Regions from separate parts of the Homo sapiens genome. Here all the other regions are linked to region 1. A link is a loop called in an ENCODE intact Hi-C map of the cell type or tissue named here. Cell type or tissue: heart left ventricle. All regions are shown on one strand. Links, peaks and the distances in the headings refer to the core of each region. The heading gives the core; the rest is flanking DNA.

Region 1 (4,672 bases), core at 829-3,328:
CAGTCACAGACCTTGTGAATTATAGGAAGGAACAGACAGTAACTACGATGCCTCCTAAAACATCAATGGCCAAAAAAGTAGATGTCAGTTCCAATATTCCACAGATAAGTCAGGATTTCGGGGACTATTTCCACTCTTCCCTTTTGTGCAGAGGGAAATTATCAACACTTTGAGAAAGAAGAGAGGGTTTCGAATCCCCTTTTCATCTAAATCTCAGATAATGATCCAGCTGCATTTGAACTTTAATCTGTCGGCCATGTGCAGCTCTAATAGGCACCTTTGGGGCCCCACTGGCCAAGGAACCTAAAAAGCTGCCTCTTTGCTGAGCTTCCATTGGTGTTGGCAGTCAGGTTCCCAGGAACAGCAAGCCTCCCAGTAGCAGAGCTGGTCTTTGAAATGCCATGGGCAGTGTCCTTGCATAGATTGGGGCACAAGAGAGGGAGGGATCTGTGTGGCGCCTACTCTGAAATGCCAGGGCAGAGCCTGTGAAAGATCCAGTGGGGTGTCAGATTCCCAAGGCCCCAGCTGGCAGGATGCAGTAGGAAAATCAGATTCCTGTGAGTCCTTAGAGGTCATGGGAGGGCACGTGACTGCTCCTGGTGGGAGGCAGGTGGCTCAGGACGGAGACAGGAAGGGAATGAATAAGAAAAAGGGAAGGACAATGTGACCAGAATAAATTTACTCTAGTTATTATTTTTCCAGTTTGGCAATCCTAGATGATGTGTGTCTTTGTGAGAACTACACAGAAAAGTGGCCTTTAATTTCAGCAACCATAATCATACACCAAGTGACAACACACACCCACACATACACACACATCCCTTGTGTAAATGACTCAGCCATCAGTTCACAAATATTACCAAAGATAGCAGTAGCACAGCTAAGAATTGCATGTGTACATAAATTTATACACACTCATACTCACTCACGTGCTTGCAGCACACTGCCTTAGCAGAACTTCACATTCTAACCATTTTTAACCTTTTATTAGAGCAAGAACTCTAGTTCATTCATATTTACACTTTCGTAAGCAGAGTACCTGGCATCCCATAATAAATATTTGTAAGATAAATTAATAGATGTGGCAGAACTGTTGAGTATACTACTTCTTAGTATTAAAAAGTGGATATGGTATATACACGTCAAACGTCACATACATGATGGATTGTAGCAAGATAGAAAGGCTCTATATATTTTAAATGGAAAACACTAGGCATCTACATTTGAGAGTTTTTAGCTAACGGCAAGTGAACTTAGTAAAATCCATGCAATGCATTAACTCCAGGACAGATACATAAAAGATAAAAAAAATTGGAAGTCATCTGTGTTAAATAGAATAACAATAATCACATTGTATTATTATTGGTTGCATAAAACGCTGTCTTTTCTACCAAACAATGAGTTGCTTGAAGGTAGTGAACCTGCATTCCTTATGCCTGTAGCTTTGGTGCCTAGCACTGTGTCAGACCGTAAAGGATCGTTATGTACTTACTTGTTGAAGTGCACACAAATGTAAATATTGACACAAACCTATTTGAAGTGCATGCTTACTACTACATCACATATGTACCTTTTCCAATTGACCTTGCAAATGAAATGCTTTGCAATTGAAGGGGAATAGAATCTGTACAGAGGTTTTTCCAGTGTTTATTTTTACAATGAACATCTACTAGGCCCCAAGGCTAAGGCTATTGACCTGTAACACGCATACAGATATGGCAAAGCAACTGGTCACTTGGTCAGTGAGCTGAAAGGCTAGAAACATCTAGTCCTCAATGGGACACTGCCATCTGGTGTATGCCCCAGGTTAGACAACCAATAGCCAGATATAGCTAGGGTCAGGAAAGGTGGGGAGGCGGAGCTAGCTCTTGAGTGCAGGCATACTTCTGTGGCCCCAGTGATGATCCGTAGAGAAGAATGATTGCCTACTTGGTTGGCATCTTGGAACTAAAAGTGTGTATTAATTATTCATAGATATGATGGAGACAATGCAATTCGGGAAGGAAAAAAATCCTTAGTGTCTGGTATGGGTTGAGTATTTCACACTGGTTATCTCACTTAATCTTCAGTGTCACCCAGTAAAATGTTCATATCACAGGTGGGAAAATGGAGGACCAGAGAAGTTAAGTAACATGCCTGAAGTCACACAGGTACTGAGTGGCAGAGATAATAATCAAACCACTGCTTTTTTTCTTCCCTGTAACTTGCTAACTGTATGACTTTTTTTGTTTCAATAAATAGCCTCTTAAGAAGAAAGACTGTCTTCTCCTTATCCAAGTGTGGTTTTAAGTAGAGTTAAACAGTTATTATGATCAGTAGTTTACTGCAATAGAGAGGTATAACCAGAGTTTCTGATTTCTAATAATTTACAGCCTTGGTGGAAAAAGAATCACATATTAAAGTGAGTTAACATTTTAAAACTAGTGCAACATCAAGGCTGAAAATATTATTATACAAATAATACAAAGTGAATATTTACCATTGATCTGTTAAGAAATGGAAACATTCCAGTGTCCTGCTGAGCCATAATGGAACCTGAGGCAAAGGAAATATCAGTGATACTAACCCTGTCTTGATTTAAAATTTTGGTATTTTGTTCATTAAGTAGTTTTGCATTAATTTAGATTTTAAATATCATCTTAAAGTGTTATTTATCTTGATTACTGAGCTTTTTGGAGGCCCCTTAAATTTTTTGCTTAGAAAGTGTGTCTCACTAGTCCTGTTCCTGAGGAATTCATCATTGAAAGGATAGCATCCATCTAGAAAAATCTCAGTTGGGCACAATGACTGTCAAAGAGATTTTGGCTTGCTTACTATCAGCATAATTTATTTTCTCATGTGAGAAAAAATATTTATGTTGTTATAACAAATCAATTAATAAGACATTGATAGAAAATAATGATATAAATCCTATACACATTGGGTTTATAAATGTGTCCTATATGAATAACAGCTGCTTTAGATATATTCAAAGTTAATCAGAAAATTAGATTAGCTATTAGATGTAACATCTCAATTTCAAAGCACAATGCATATGTGTTAGGGCTGTTAATCACAGAATTATGAATACTTTTTATGATGCGACCTCAAGAGATTTTTTGTGTGTGTACATAGTGTTAGTGCAGAATTCTTTTGCATTTAATTTTCAAATTAAACCATAAATATCACAAGGGAAATAATGTTTTCTACCAACATGCTGCAAATTTAGAACAACTAAATTATTAGCCTGTAAGTTTTCACTAACAACAGTTTGATAATGATGGAAAGGTTCCCTTATGTAGGACAAAGTTCTCTCTAATGGGAAATGTTTGGGGTTCCTTTCATGCAACAGTAAGTCAAGAACATCCTTAAGTCATGATTCATCTCAAATAGGACTATACAGAATCTCAGAAACACATTTAAAATGTTTCAAAACAATAAAATATCCCCAGAAAAATTACCTATTGATGTTTTGAGATTTTGCCCAGAGGGCACGAATCATAAAATGGAAGAGACACCATCAAGCTTTTGTTTATTAAGTTAAGGTTTCATCCTACTCAGCTCAAGTTATATTAATTGTATTTCAACCCATAGCAAGCAGAAAGTAAGAAGGTTGTGTCACGGTAAGTAATTCACTCCCAGTCCCTAATGCAATGTCTCAATCTAGATCATTCTTGTGAGAAGATTTAGTTGAAACTTCCATCCTGCACCTCCTGGTAAGAATATCATTTAATGTTTCACTAGCTAAGCAGAGCATTTGGAAGACTTAATGAAGAAAACTCTCAGAAGAACTCAAAGAAGACTTGAGGGAGGGCCCTGTTTTCATATTAATCTTGAGCTAAGTCTGAGTCTGGGTAAAGTTGTACAAATTCCTTTGTAATTTATCTGACAGGAAAGATTTCAGTCAGACAATGTACTTACAACCGATAAACCAGCTTCTCCCCAGCCATAAAGCATGCTAATTGGAAAGTTGTGTGCAGAATTCCTGCCAAAAAGCAGGGAATCTTCTTAAATATTAATGATGCCCTCCTGCCAAACTTTTGAATGTTGTTGTGAATCTGGTGGCTTACAATTTTATGTCACTTCATCATATCTTTGATCTTGCTTTCAGTGCACCCTGAAAAGTGTCACTGTGCTGTGGTGGGCTATAAGACATGACATAAAAGTTTGTACATGTGAAGGGGGCTGGTGTCTATGCAAGTGGACTCATCCCATAATGGTAACATGAATGACAAGATGGAGACAGATATTGATGAACGAGTTTAGGAGTAAAATGAAACTCAACAAGAAATTTAAATATTTCTAAACTCAATGAATGTGGCTGCCTTTGGTAGAAAATGTAGAAAAGAATGGGAATGATGGTATTGGGTAATAATTTAAAAATTATAACAGCAGATTATGAGGTAAAAAAAGAAGGAAATCTCCCAACTTTGTTGAGAAGTTTTTTCAAGGGAAGAACAGCATTGGCTGTAAGATACAGCTGACTTTGATCACATAAGCAGTGTGCTGGGAGGCTGAAGTACTCCGAACTCAGTTTTAAGCAGCTTGACAGAATTAATACTATTTCTCCAGATGCCTAATTTAGTCTACAGAAGTGATCTCCACCTCCAGTCTCTACCAGAAGTTGATTTGGAGACTGGCAGGCACATACCCTTGGCAACTGAGACCATCAGCAACAAGAAAAGAGTCTTCA
Region 2 (2,500 bases), core at 1-2,500, 510 kb before region 1:
CTGCATTAAATAAACAATGCTTTAAAAAATGTCCATCTCCATAGACCTCTTATCTAAAAATCACCTATTTCATATCAGGTGAATGCCATGCATTTTGTAGAGGCTAGAGAATAACTTAGCGGTAGGGGAGATGGCATAGGAGTCAATGCCTCTCTGGTGGGCTACTTTAAAAAAAATACAACTTTCTCCATAACTTTTATGTCCCTATATTTTGTGTTGTGGTATTTGTGAGAGGTACTTTGCATTTATACCTTCAGGAGACTTGGTTCAGCATCTAGTTAATTATCTACATGTAGGTGCTTAATATATGCCATGCCACCCTTTTTGTCTCCCTGTATCATATTCTATGCTAATAAAATTATTTTCAGCACTCTAAAACAGAAGTTCATTTAATTTAGTCTCTCATTAGGTCATTTTAAACCAATGATTCTCAACCAAAGGCGATTTTGGTCCCCGCCCCACACCCCAATTCACGGGACATTTGACAATATCTGGAGGCATGTTTGGTTGTTATCCCTGGGGACAAGGGGATGCTACGAGCATTTATTGAGTAGAGACTAGAGACAAGGAATGCTGCTAAACATCCAACAGCCTACAGGACAGCTCCCACCACAAAAAATGATTCAGCCTCCAATGAAAAAAGCACTGAGGTTGAAAAACCCTGCTTTTAAATAAAGTCACAGGCTTCCCCTTTATAAATTACTAATGATTAATTGGTCAGATTTCTGAGAGAAGACATAGTAAGCTACTGGATATAAAGAATGAGAAGTCGTATAACGATATCGGGATGCCTGGGGCTCCAGGACTAATATGTCAGGTATCCTCTTAGTGTCAGAGGGCAAAAGTGACTGTTTAGGTAAGTTCCCATAACAGTTTTCTCTGATGTCACAAAGCCCATTCTTTATCGAGGCAAAGGGTAAAGTCATATGTGGCAATGCCCTTACCAACAGCAGCAGCTTCAGGAGTATTTGCATGGCATGAGGACACCTCCACTCTTTGCCCTCTAGTGTTAAACTCAGGCATCTTTTCTGTAATGTGAAAGGAAAGCGTGTTTTCAGCACAGGTGACATTCTAAAATTGGGTCTTCCCTGTGAAGAAGGTTCGTATGAAACCAGATAACTCTTTCATGGCCACAGGTTTGTGTTGCTTCTACCAAAGCAGCATTTCAGGGAAGTGCCTTCCCAGGGCCGGCCACTCACAGTGGACTTTTCACCTGCACTCACCTTCTTCCAATTTGCAAAGCCCTGCCTCATCACATTTGAGAAGGCCTTGTACTTGAGTAAGTTAAACAGTCACGGGCTCTGCTGTCTCTGATCTGACAATAACAAGCATTATCTACTTTGGATTCCCAGAATAAAATCAGGCACTGAGTAGTTAAATGCTTTTCCCTGACTCAAGTAGCACGTCAATGACACCACTGGAAACTGGCCATCGACTGAATTCTCATCAAAGCAGAAAGTGGGATTTAGGGATATATAATAGAGTGGCAGAGTCTTAAAATGTTGAGAGTAAATTATGTATCTCTTCTTTTTGTTTCTTCCATATGTTTGAATCTAAGTTTAATTTTTATTTAACATCACAAACTTAATAATGATAAAAAATGAAGCTGAATGTCACAATTTGAGAAAGGGAATTCTGGGTGGTGGCAGAGGGGTAGCAACATGCAATAGCACATGTTGGTTGAGTAACTGGACACGCAAACAATGTTCTCTGCTTACGCAACCTGTGTTTGGATGTGTAAATGCAGGTGACCAGGTACGATTCAGAAGCCACTTTAAAAAACAAAGCAAAAGGCTCAGAGGTAACAGCCTCCAGTGAATCTGATCCATGTGTAAGGAAAACAGGATGCGTCCCTGGACCGGCTGGTAGCAAGATTTATGTTTCAGAATATTGCAACATAACTTCCTTCCCTCTGTTGCCTTTGTGCATTGTTTGAAGGAGGAGAATAAAGGACTACTTTTGCAGCACAGCAGTCTGTAAAGATGGATGGCATGGGGTTAGTTTAAATAGCATATTGGCCTTTCTGGGTCACTGTGGGCAACCTTGTCCCTGGTTTATTTTAACACCTGCTTTAATGCCTCCATGATACAACTGAATGGGCATCTTTCATTCATTCGTCTGTTACTTCTGAATGAAGCTACTTGGGGTTCGTTAGAATGATGGCAAGTGAGAATGCAGTCGTCTCTAGGTCATTACTTGTAATACGTTCTGAGGACTGCCTTTGCTGATGGGGGGAGAAGGACTCTCACAGCTGTAGCCAGCGTTCATGTTTGGTCATTGCTGGAACTCTCAGGAAGCCTGAAACTGTGAACTTTGTAGCAGAAAAGGGTGAGTGGTGGTTTTGTATTTGTGTGTAAATTATCCTGCTATATGCAATCAAGGAAATGAATGTGGACGCTTTCAAGGCTACTTGGTTATTCTAGTGGGAATATAGATACTTTACTTTTCTTCATTTGGCTTTCAGTTATATTCTAAATTTTGCAAAAATGGACATATATTA
Region 3 (2,500 bases), core at 1-2,500, 560 kb before region 1:
ACCCCTTTTATGCTACTTATTAGCTGTGTGATCTGGGAAAAGCCACTGGAGACGTCTGCACTTCGATCTATAGAATGGAAGGATAGCATTAGCTCCCTGGAGGCAGGAGGAGGATGGACTAGATAGTTCCCAGCCAAGCGAGGAACTAAGCGAGGAACTAATTAGTCCCACTAAGAGCATTCTCTTGTTCTCTGTCTTCTCATGTATTTGGGTCCTTTTAGACTCTTCCAATCTTTATTGATCAGTACCTTTGGTTTTTAGTTATCTCTTCTCTATACATTTGTCTGATTATTACTTTTACTTGTACATCTTGCTATTTCCGTTTGTTGAATTAATGAATGGATTTGCCTTCTTTCTATTTTTAGCTACTATGACCACCACCACTATGGCAACTCCTGTTACAAATTACTGTATAACTACCATGTGCCTGATTATTTGCCAAGTGTAAAGCATTAACAGTAACTCCTTTTAACAACCCTGACAATGGGGTATCATTATCCCCATTTTGTACATGAGAAACTGAGGCTCCGCAAGGTGAGATAATTTGCCTGAGGTCACACCATGGTAAGTGCTGGAGTCAGACTTTGGATCTGGGTATCTCTGACTCCAAAGATCGTCATAACTTCCATGGCTTCCCATGAGCTACTGATTATTGAGCACCTACCACTTGTTAGCCACTTAGCATATATCACCTCTTTTTATCCCCATGGCAGTCTTGTAACTTAGGTATTATTTTTCCATTTTACTGCCGAGGATAATAAAGCTTAGAGAGAGGTGTTAGGTAAGTATGCCAGAGGCACACTGCCAATAAATGTTCTCAAATCCAATGTCAGATGACATTGGATTCTTGCTTCCTTTCTGGTCTCTGCTTTGTGAATGAATCAGTGAGTGAATGGGTCACCTTCCTTTCTTCCTCTTTTTCACTATTCTTTCTTTATTCTCCTTTAAAAAATATGTGCCTTAACTTTTTAAATTAAAAATCTAAAGTATGCTGGAAGTAAAAAAAAAAGTCAGGGCGGGGATACAGAAAAGCACAAATAAAATAGAGCTAGTCTACAGTAACCTTCTACCCAGAGGTAATAACTTTCCTTCCTTTTTTTTTCCTCCTTCCTTCCTGCCCTTGCCTTTGTGTCCTCTTAGCCAAGAGTCACATTCCTTCTCTACCTCTTCCAGCACAAACTCCCTTTGGGGGTCCGAGTTTCCCTGCTGTGGTTCTTGGCATAACGCGTGACACACACATTTGCAAAACTAATCAACTGTGGAGGGGACAGGGAGTCCCAGCACAAGCTCAGAAAGGCAGCGGCCACCACAGCAGCCAATTCCTTTCCCTGTCCCCAGAGGTGGGGTGAGCAGGTGACTCCCTGTCACTGATCCCCAGCTGCCCCTCACTAGACTGTGAAGCAACAGAGGCCCTAGCAACGGAAAATGCCACCGGACACTCCACGCGGCGGCATGTGCCAGGCTGCCTCTGGGAGCCTTGTGTTCTAAGCCAAAGTTCAGCTGAAGGGCAGTAGCCAAGCCAGAAAGTCATGTGGCTCCCATGTTGGTTAGTGTGTCACTTTGAACAGCTCTTATCTGATATTATTATGACTAACTCAGTGCTGACAGCATGGGACAGATTATAGGGGACATGTGACAATTATTTAAGGCATCACTGAGTGCACTGTGCAGCTTATATTAACCCCTTCTTTCCAGGATCACTTTCCTGCATGTGTTTGTCCCTTTGAGAGTCTGGGTAGGAAAAAAGAAACAAAAAAGTACATTGAACCCTGAAGGGTGCTACTGGTTTCCATTTGAACAGCCTCTGGCAACAATTTATTTTTGTCCCCATAGCTTGAATGATATATGCTCTTTTGGCCTAAAAAGAAAGAAATCAATGATAAGGTTGTTCATATTTCAAAACCTTTTTTTATACCTTGTAACTGATAAAATTCATACCTTTGTCATCATTGTTGTTGTTAAGGTTGATCTTTAAGATATTAGAGAACCGTGTTGAAGTGCTAGCTGGAGAAATAGTCCTTCAGCGTTGTACCTAAATGTCAGTGGTCAGAAGGCGTTACTCCCCACAATATGATTGACATCTTGGATGGTGCAAAGCAAACATAAGAAATGCTATAATTTATTATTTATTTTCTGCCCTTGAGTATATATGTAATGGTACAATGTGAGGGCTGTTACACCAAAAATCAAGTTCAGAGTCACTCATGGTGGAGAGGGATTTTGTCCTGCTTGAAGCCATGGGTAGTAATATAAATATTCTTTCTGTGTGAATGAAAAGGAATTTCAAACCTGATTTGGGGACTTAAAGGTAAATGAAACAGAATATCTAGGTAAAAATTCAGATGATATCATTTAAAGATGTCAAGGATGCTAAAATATACATATATTTAACGTGGCACCCTGGAGTGGGGTGACAAAAAACAGAGTCTGCAAATCTATAGGAGAGGTTGAATATCAGCCATGTTTTGAGGATTTCCTTGGTGAGTTTATGGTCTGTTAA

What was found. A loop is a pair of places that touch in the nucleus more often than their neighbours do. Peaks named below come from ENCODE experiments on the same cell type or tissue, not always from the same donor. Only the 100,000 strongest peaks of a DNase experiment are listed, where the experiment ranks them.
Region 2: it touches region 1 in a loop (6-fold over the local background); 3 of 110 quality-filtered maps call a loop at or near these places.
Region 3: it touches region 1 in a loop (5-fold over the local background); 7 of 110 quality-filtered maps call a loop at or near these places.

Annotation. Positions count from the first base shown.
Region 1 is chr4:23,365,381-23,370,052 of GRCh38, reverse strand. The region is part of intron 17 of LOC105374524 (a long non-coding RNA gene); the gene reads right to left. All of the region lies in intron 2 of LOC105374523 (a long non-coding RNA gene), which reads left to right. Among named protein-coding and RNA genes, the nearest start is that of PPARGC1A-AS1, 400 kb to the left of the region's middle. In heart left ventricle, for the core only: a CTCF peak has its summit at 1,789 (motif pointing left); no DNase peak of the experiment used is centred there; H3K27ac peaks cover 415 bases.
Region 2 is chr4:23,880,557-23,883,056 of GRCh38, reverse strand. All of the region lies in intron 2 of PPARGC1A (PPARG coactivator 1 alpha), which reads left to right. Among named protein-coding and RNA genes, the nearest start is that of PPARGC1A, 8.2 kb to the left of the region's middle. In heart left ventricle, for the core only: a CTCF peak has its summit at 1,010 (motif pointing left); no DNase peak of the experiment used is centred there; H3K4me3 peaks cover 321 bases; H3K27ac peaks cover 2,309 bases.
Region 3 is chr4:23,929,944-23,932,443 of GRCh38, reverse strand. It overlaps a transcript of PPARGC1A not described here. Among named protein-coding and RNA genes, the nearest start is that of PPARGC1A, 41 kb to the right of the region's middle. RefSeq lists enhancers at 1-290, 375-2,006. In heart left ventricle, for the core only: no CTCF peak of the experiment used is centred there; a DNase peak (open chromatin) is centred at 1,413; H3K27ac peaks cover 2,500 bases.